Regions from separate parts of the Homo sapiens genome. Here region 1 is linked to region 2. A link is an interaction called in ENCODE POLR2A ChIA-PET data of the cell type or tissue named here. Cell type or tissue: endothelial cell of umbilical vein. All regions are shown on one strand. Each heading gives the region's core, and the rest is flanking DNA. Links, peaks and the distances in the headings are about the cores only. Region 1 overlaps SDK2 (sidekick cell adhesion molecule 2). Region 2 overlaps SDK2 (sidekick cell adhesion molecule 2).

The links. Peaks named below come from ENCODE experiments on the same cell type or tissue, not always from the same donor. Only the 100,000 strongest peaks of a DNase experiment are listed, where the experiment ranks them.
Region 1: POLR2A ChIA-PET joins it to region 2 with 9 read pairs; 2 of 35 experiments call an interaction of 5 or more read pairs at or near these places.

What each region holds. Positions count from the first base shown.
Region 1 is chr17:73,388,338-73,392,717 of GRCh38, forward strand. SDK2 (sidekick cell adhesion molecule 2) reads right to left here. Exons shown (of 45, transcript NM_001144952.2): 28 at 3,103-3,201; 29 at 1,950-2,144. Among named protein-coding and RNA genes, the nearest start is that of CDC42EP4, 79 kb to the left of the region's middle. In endothelial cell of umbilical vein, for the core only: no CTCF peak of the experiment used is centred there; no DNase peak of the experiment used is centred there.
Region 2 is chr17:73,339,917-73,344,296 of GRCh38, forward strand. The region is part of intron 44 of SDK2 (sidekick cell adhesion molecule 2); the gene reads right to left. Among named protein-coding and RNA genes, the nearest start is that of CDC42EP4, 30 kb to the left of the region's middle. In endothelial cell of umbilical vein, for the core only: no CTCF peak of the experiment used is centred there; a DNase peak (open chromatin) is centred at 2,375; H3K27ac peaks cover 416 bases.

The DNA.
Region 1 (4,380 bases), core at 248-4,247, 49 kb after region 2:
TTTGCTCCTGCCTGAAACGAGGCTGAGCCGGGCCCTGCGCTGTCCCTGATTGAGCAGGATGAGGTTGTTTCCCTACGAGAAGCGCTGCTTCATTCCAGGCCCTAGCTTGGCTTCCTTCTCTCCCCAGCCTCGCTGCCCCGCCCCTTCTGCAGGGCTTCTCAAACCTCAGCAGTACTGGAATTCAGAACAGATGACTCTGTGGCGGGGGCATCCTATGCAATGCAGGATGCTCAGCAGTGTCCCTGGCCTCCACCCACTTGATGCCAGTAGCACTCCCACACTGTGACAACCAAAATGTCTCCAGACATGTCCAATGTCCCCTGTGGCCAAAGAAGTCCCCAGTTGAGAAGCACTGTACTAATGGTTTTTCCTGAGTACATTTTCTTCTTCCTTCCCTCCCTTCCTTCCCTCCCTCCTTCCTTCCTTCCCTCCCTCTCCTTCCTTCCTTCCTTCCCTCCCTCCTTCCTTCCTTCCCTCCCTCTCCTTCCTTCCTTCCTTCCCCCCTCCTTTCCTTTTCTTTCTCCCTCTCTTTTCTCCCTCCTTCTCTTCCTTCTCCCTCCCTCCCTCCCTCCCTCCCTTTTTCCCCCCTTCCCTCCCCTCCCTTTCCCTTCCCCCTCCCCTCCCCTCTCCTCCCTTCCCTTCCCCTTCCCCTTCCCCTCCTTCCTTTTTCTTTCGTTATTTAAAACACAGTCAGGGTCTGTATCTGTTTCCCAGGCTGGAGTGCAGTGGCACGATCATAGCTCACTACAGCCTCAAACTCCTTGATTCAAGCAATCCTTCTACCTCGGCCTCTTGAATGGCTGGGACTACAGATGTACACCACCACACCTGGCTGATATTCCTTTCTTTTTTTTTTTTTTTTTTTTGAGACGGTCTTGCTCTGTAGCCCAGGCTGGAGTGCAGTGGTGTGATCTCAGCTCACTGTGACCTCCGCCTCGCAGGTTCAAGCGATTCTTTTGCCTCAGCCTTCCAAGTAGCTGGGGTTACTGACATGTGCCACCATGCCCAGCTAATTTTTGTATTTTTAGTAGGGACGAGGTTTCACCACGTTGGCCAGGACGGCCTTGAACTCCCGACCTCAGGTGATCCACCTGCCTCGGCCTCCCAAAGTGCTAGGATTACAGGTGTGAGCCACCATGCCCGGCCTATAGCTAATATTTCTATGTTCTGTAGAGATGGTGTCTCACTATGTGGCCCAGGTTGAGAGTAGTTTCTAATATATCCCTATCAGGCCAGTCGGGGTCCCAGGCTTGCTTTTGGGGAGTCCAAGATCAGGCAAGGTGCCAGCTCAGGGCAGCAGTGCAGTGGCAGCCGGGGCTCCAGGCTGCAGCCCTGATCCTGCGCCCATCTGTGTTGACAAGGCCAGGGCTGTGAGTGGGGAGGGGAGAGGGAAGATGGTCACTAACCCTCCCTTAATTAATTAATTAATTTAGACAGAGTCTTGTTCTGTCACCCAGGCTGGAGTGCAGTGGTGCGATCTTGGCTCACTGCAACCTCCGTCCCCCAGGTTCAAGTGATTCTCGTGTCTCAGCTTCCTGAGTAGCTGGGATTACAGGTGTGTGCCACCACGCTGGCTAATTTTTGTATTTTTAGTAGAGACGGGGTTTCACCATGTTGGCTAGGCTGGTCTCAAACTCCTGACCTCAAGTGATCCACCCGCCTTGGCCTCCCAAAGTGCTGGGATTACAGGCGTGAGCCACTAAGCCTGGCCACAAACTTTCCCTTTAGAAGACCAGACCAGAGTAGGGTCCTTGGGTGTGAACTTGCGGCTCATCTCTGGGAGTCTATTAGACCCCTTGCTGACTTTGACTTCAGAGATTGGAGCCCACCTTCCATTCTCATCCAGGGCACTGCAGCTCATACCAGCCATCCACTAGGAACAGCTCAGAGCACTGGCTGGCCCCCCCTCAGCTGCCCCCAAGCCTTCCCTGGCCCCCGTGGGCAGTCACCTCTCTTCTCGGTGGTCACCACCAAGGCCTCGGCAGCTTCTCCCCAGCCCTTGCGGGTCTGGGCCGTGATGCGGAACAGGTAGACAGACTCTGGCTTGAGGCCCGTGGCTGTGTACTGCCGGGCGCTGGGTGCCAGCACCTCCACAGTGGCGGTGTTGGCCGTGGTGGTGTTGAGCCGGTGTGTGATCTGGTAAGCTGTGGGAAGGAAGCACATGGCTATTATGGCAAGCAAGGCAAGCCGCTCCTAGGGCCCCGGGAAGGGTTGTTCCGTCCAAAGCCACAGCTGTGTCTGTACATGGCCACCTTGCCGTGGTCCCTTTGGCTGTGGTCTGTCTGCCTGAGGTCTCTGGGTCACTCTCCAGTCTTCAGCTGCCACCTGGGGAGGGTGGACTGTGGGTGGCATGGAGAGGCACTCTATGCACAGTGTCTGTGACCCCCGTAACAGCCCCAAGTGAAGAAACTGAGGCCCGGAGAGGCCAGACCACCTGCTGGTAAGTGACAGAGCTGGAATCCCAGCCCAGGTCTTTCTGGGCTAATGCACTTGTCCTTCCTGCCCCCACTCTGTCTTGGGGATGTGGCATTGCTCTAGGGCAGGTGGTGCGTGAGGTCAGGACTGAGAACCCTGGGACAGGTACAGGTAGTCCAAGCCCCCATTTTAAAGGTGAGGGCACTGAGGCCGCAGAGGGGAGTAGACTTGCTCAAGTTCACGCAGCTGCCGACCGGAACCCTGGGTGTGTGTATTGGGGGAACTCTAAATGTGAGATGAAGCTTCCCATCTGTAGCCTCCCTCCTGTGCGCCTTGAGACTCTTTTCCAGCTGTGCTGAGCCTGCCAGCGTGCCCTCACTTGGCCATGCTAAGGAACAGCGTCCGAGGTTTACCAGATGGCCGGCAGGCTGGGGGCCTGGGGACATTTGGGGACGCAAAGCCAACCCATGACTCTTAAGGGACTTCAACTCTGATCTTGCCCTCCGGAAGATAATCTTACACACTGGAATTTCTAGCAGGAGGACTAACACCCAGATCCCATTCTAGAGGGGATGTGGAGGCTCCCTGGACCTACTCTCCCTCAAGCTGGTAACGAAGTGGCCTCCTTTGCAGCTCATGCCTCTTCCTTCTTCCTGCAGCCGGGGCACGGGAAGGGCAAAGGCTTACCAAGAATGATGCCATTGGGGGCGGCAGGGGGCTGCCAGATCAGCCGCACAGACGTGGTCCGCACCTCTGGGAACAGGATGCCCATGGGTGGTCCTGGGACTGGAGGGGGCAAAGGAGAGGAGGCCGACCCATGAGGCTGCCGCTCAGCTGGGGATGAGCCCAGCTCGGGCAGAGCAGCCTGGCAGGGTGGAGGGGGAAGGGGCCGCCCAGCTCAGTGAATTTCTGTGGAGTACTGCCCTGTGCCTGACACTGTGTTAGGAGCCAGGGGCAAGAACGTGGAACCAAGGGGGCTTTCTGCCCTCAAAATAGGCATCATTTGGCAGCGACCTGAGGCTCCAGCTTCCTCTGCTCATTGTCTGTATACACGCCCCAGAACCGGGCTGCCCTCAGAGCTGGGCGCGTGGGCCCTGGATGGATGCGTCAGTGCTTCAGAAGGTCCTGTTCTGACTTCCTTCCACCCATGGGGTGAAGTGGCCGTGGGGTAATGGGAAATGCCCACCCCCAGCCTGCACCACTCCTCTCTCTCTCTAGACCTTGCTCTGGAATCCTGGGACCCCGGAATTCCCTGCCCAGAGAGGCCTAAGCACGCTTCCAGAGGCTGCATGGGCCTCGTCCCCACATCCACCCTCCTGAGGGTAGGCTATGCACCCCTGGCTCCAGGGAAGGCCAAGCGGTAGCTATTTTGCAGGTGTGGAGATGAAGATTGAATGGAGTGGGTCAAAGGACAGGGTGAGGAGAGAATGGGGCAGGGGGTGGGGGAGGGTAGCTGGGGAGGGGCACTCTTCTGTGTTGCCGCACTGCAGAACAGAATAAGATGTCTGAGATTTCCAAACTTTTTTTTTTTTTTTAATACCGAGTCTCGCTCTGTTGCCCAGGCTGGAGTGCAGTGGCGTAATCTCAGCTCACTGCAAGCTCCGCCTCCCGGGTTCAAGCGATTCTCCTGCCTCAGCCTCCCAGTAGCTGAGACTACAGGCGTGTGCCACCACACCCGGCTAATTTTTATATTTTTGGTAGAGACAGGGTTTTACCATGTTGGCCAGGCTGGTCTTGAACTCCTGACCTCAAGTGGTCTGCCTGCCTTGGCTGCCTAAAGTGCTAGGATTACAGGCGTGAGCCACCACGCCCAGCCTGAGATTTCTAAACTTGAACCTGGCCTTCCAGATCGTTGTAAGGGTATATCTGTCAAGGCAGGAGGATAGAACATATTTAACGGTTCATTAGCTTGATGAATAATGTTAGCATATGCAAACATATGGTATTTGGGCTTCCTTCTGCACT
Region 2 (4,380 bases), core at 95-4,094:
GCTGGATGCAATGGTGCAATCTGGGCTCACTGCAACCTCCACCTACCCGGTTCAAGTGATTCTCCTGCCTCAGCTTCTGGAGTAGTTGAAATTACAGGCACCTGCCACCATGCCTGGCTAATTTTTTGTATTTTTAGTAGAGATGGGGTTTCACCATGTTGGCCAGGTTGGTCTTGAACTCCTGACCTCAGGTGATCCACCCGCCTTGGCCTCTCAAAGTGCTGGGATTCAGGCGTGGGCCACCGTGCCCAGTCTACCTTTGTTTTCAATTGAAGTGAGGTTCACATAACCGAAAGTGAACCATTCTAAAGTCTATGACTCAGTGCATTAGGACCGTCGCAGTGTTGTGCAACCACCACTTCTATCCAGCCCTGAATCATTTCCATCACCCCAAAGTAAAACCTTGTACCCAGGAAGCAGTCACTCCCTATCTCTGCCCCTACCGGTCACTCCCTATATCCATGCCCCTGGCAACCACTAATCTGTTTTCTGTCTCCAGGGATTAACTTATTTGGGACTTTCCTATAAATGGGATCATATAATATGTGGTCTTTTGTGTCTGGCTTCTCTGACACAGTGTCATGTTTTTGAGGTTCAACCACAACCTACTAAGTTACCATCTTGGTCCAGCTTCTGCTTTACTTTGTGACTGGGGACAAAGCCAGAGCCTAATTAAGACCTTTAGAGGCTCTGGACAGTGAAAAATGCCTGTGCCTGTCCACGTGTGATCCAACATAAAAACAACACTTGGTTACAAACTAAGCATGAGAAAAATCTAAACCAAAGTTCAGAATTTTCATGTAATGAAAACCTTAAAGTTTTTTTTTTTTTTTTTTTTTTTTTTGAGATGGAGTTTTGCTCTTGTCGTCCAGGCTTGAGTGCAGTGGCACGATCTTGGCTCACCTCAACCTCTGCCTCCCGGGTTCAAGTGATTCTCCTGCCTCAGCCTCCTGAGTAGCTGGGATTACAGGCATGTGCCACCACATCTGGCTAATTTTTGTATTTTTAGTAGAGATGGGGTTTCGCCATGTTGGTCAAGCTGGCCTCGAACTCCCAACCTCAGGTGATCTGCCCACCTCGGCGTCCCAAAGTGCTGGGATTACAGGCGTGAGCCACCGCGGCTGGTCTGTTTTTTTTTTTTTTTTTTAAGAGACAGGGGTCTCTCTTTGTTGCCTAGGCTGGTCTCAAACTCCTGGGCCTAAACTATGCTCCTGCCTCGGCCTCCCAGTGTTGGGATTACAGGCATAATTACACCACACCCAGCCTGAAGTTCTTTTTTACTTTTAAAGATAAAAATATTAAATTATTCCTGACTTTTTTTTTTTTTTTTTTGACACTTTGATGTCCTAGGCACAGGCTTCATCTATCTATTGGGGACATCAGCCCCAAACAAGAATCAATCTCGGTTGGAAAGTAAAATCTGAATTGTGGAGCTAAAAACATGGTGCACCCCTTCCCCTACCCTGAGCTCCCAGCAATGTTTTGAGAGCTAATAAGACAACAGATGGGCCCCCCCTCAGAACTCTCTGGAAGAGAAGTGCTCCGATTTTAGCGCACAGCACACGATCAGTGCACTGCAGCTCAGAGGACCCCACCCAGGCCTCCTCAGTCCTGCCCAGCTAATGCCCCTGCCTGGGGGCAGTTAGCGAATCACAGCAATCCAAGTAGAACATAAAAGCCAGTTAGCCCAATCCAGACAAGTTTGGGATGGGGAGCTGTGTCCTGCTTTACAGGTAAAGAAAATGGAGTGGGGACCTTTGTCCAGAGGGTCTGGGCTTTGGGAAATGAGATGCACGGCTTGTTCTCAGGAACTCGGAGTCCTTCATAACATGGGGATACATCTCGAGGGATGTAGCTACAATGAATAGAACTATAATGATCCCCGCTAATGGAGCAGGCCCTCTGCCAGACAGTCTGAAACGCTGACATGCATAACTGTATTTAGTTTTCACACCTCTGTGCGGCAGCTCCTATTGCTACCTGAGCACCGACGCTGCCTGGGTACTGACGGGCACATAAAGTACAGGAAGGGTGAGGGTTTTGCTGGGGAAGTGATCCGGCCGGGCTTGAACTCCAATCTGCCTGATTTTCTAAAGCCCACACACCTCTTAACTCCTACACTCCTGCACTCCTGCCTGGAGACCACAGGATGGGAACGAGAGCTCCCCCCAAACCCCCCACCCCGACTCCCAGCAGGAATTAAATACTCCCTAGTCCATCTGCTAATTTATGTTCTCTGGCCCCTCCCCTCCCTCTCCTCACCCCTCTACAACCCCAGCCACTCTCCTTACCACCCCTGCAGCAGACACTCCCCCGCCAGGACCTCAATCCTCTTGGCAGGCACAGCCGGCTGCCCAAGACAATGGAAAGTCCCTGGGCTCGGTCTGCCCCATGACGCAATGCAGCACAATACAAGCCCCTTTCTGTGCCTACTGCCCAGCTGCCCGCCCAGGAGAACAAAGAGGGGGCACAGGCAGGCCAGGGAGACTCCATATGCCGAGCGGGGGCACCTGATGCTGGGCCGAGTGAGGCTGGCCTGGAGCAGCGGGGATCTGTGAGGCAGGAGGCTGGGGGTCCATCCCGCCCAGGAACAGTGAGGGTCTGTGAATGCGGGGGACCAGACAGGGATGTCCCCCAGTTTTCCCTACAGGTTCGGTCTTTCCACCCACTAACTGACTTGAACAGTTGTTAGCATCAGCTCCAGGGGTTCTAGAATTTTGGCTAGCCCCAGGCCCCAGCTTTGCAGAGGAAGGAACCCCTGGGTGACTGTGGGACCATCCCACAGTGAAACGAGTCTCTGGGGGGAGGAGCTTGTGGCACGGGGAAGTTCTGGCTCTTACCAGCAGAGGAAGCCATCACTCAGGCTCTCTCAGCCTCAGTGTCCTTGTCTGTAAAATGGGTAGAGTTCCATAGTTCACAGGGTGAAATGAGCTAACCCAGGAGAGAATGCTGTAAAAGGTATTATCAATGGGGACAGTGAGGGTGGGCCTGGGTGGGAAAGGGAAGAGATGGAGTGAGAAGCCTCAAAGCTCCCCTGGGAGGGATTAGAAGGGGCCAGGAAGCCGGGGAGGCTGACTCAGTGCTCAGGCAGGTGGAATGGGAGTAGAAGGTTAGCTGATACCCCACCCACTAACCCCCGACTCCAAGACAGAGGCATGTCCGGACTGGAAGCAAGGTGGGGAGTGGGATTCTCTAGCCCTCCTAGGGGCCCAGATCCCAAAGCCCACTCATCTAGACCATCCCCGTCCTACCAGCTACTATCTGCAGAATGCCTACTGATCCCAGGCACTCTATGGGCAGCATCTCGGGGATGGAAGGCACTAGAAGGGAGAGCAGGGAGCCAAACAGAGCCCGCGCTGCGGGAGGGGCCAGGCAGGCGAGAGTCTGGTCTGCCTCTTCCCCCGCTCCGCCTTCCAAAGCCAAGGCAGGAGGGCTTTGCATCAGCGACTGCTGCTCCCGCCTCCATCTCCCTGAACATCTGTTTCTTTTCGGAGTGGGGGTAGGGCGAGAAGAGAAGAAAGCGAGGGGGAGACCAGGGGCTCCTATTGCAGCTTTCAATTCTCACGGGCCTCGGTAATTGAATGCAGCTTCCCAGGGACCGGCCCAGCACAAAGGGGGCCTTTCAGGGGCTGTCCTGCCAGGCCGCCAGGCAATCAAGTGACTGCTTCGTCTCCCTGGTCTCTTAACAGCTCCTCAAAGCCACTCAATCAGCAATTACTGGGGTCTGCGGAGGGGGAGCACAGACTCCAGGCCTGGTGATGGGAGTGGGGAGGGAGGGCCAGAAGGAGGCAGGACCCCTGGAGAAAAGAGGAAGCAAAGCAAAGCCCTTTTGCTTTTTTGTTCATCTCCAGCCCAAAGGATCTGGCACCAGACTCAGCCTTAGGGATGGTGTTGAGACCTTGGGGTCAGGCAGGGGACCCTTATCTTGTTGAATCTCATGAAGTCTGGGAGGAATGTGTTGCCCTAGATGACAGAGAAGTCACCTTGTGAAACTCCGTGGGAGACTGGAAGCAGGAGCCCCTCCCTCATCCACGGTCCCAGGGGCTCTGCACTGACTCTAGCCTGAAGCCGGCAGCGCATCTGTGCGGGGTGTTCCGCCTGTCCCCTGGATGCCTCTACCCGGGGGGCCAGCCAGGGTCTCTCTGCAGGGGCTGCAGCCTCTGGATTAAAGGTGGGGTAGGGGTGATGTGTCTCCTGTGTGTCTCTGAAGAACCTCAGAATTGTGCCCCTGGAGGCACAATTTTGTCGAGGCTCTGGGCTCCCTGTGTTAAGATAGCTGGAAATCTCCCAAGAATGTCCTTTGAAAAATGTCAGCTCAGAAGCAATGTCATATGTGCCACCTGTGCCCTTATAGGTAAAGTGACAGCCAATGTGTACCCC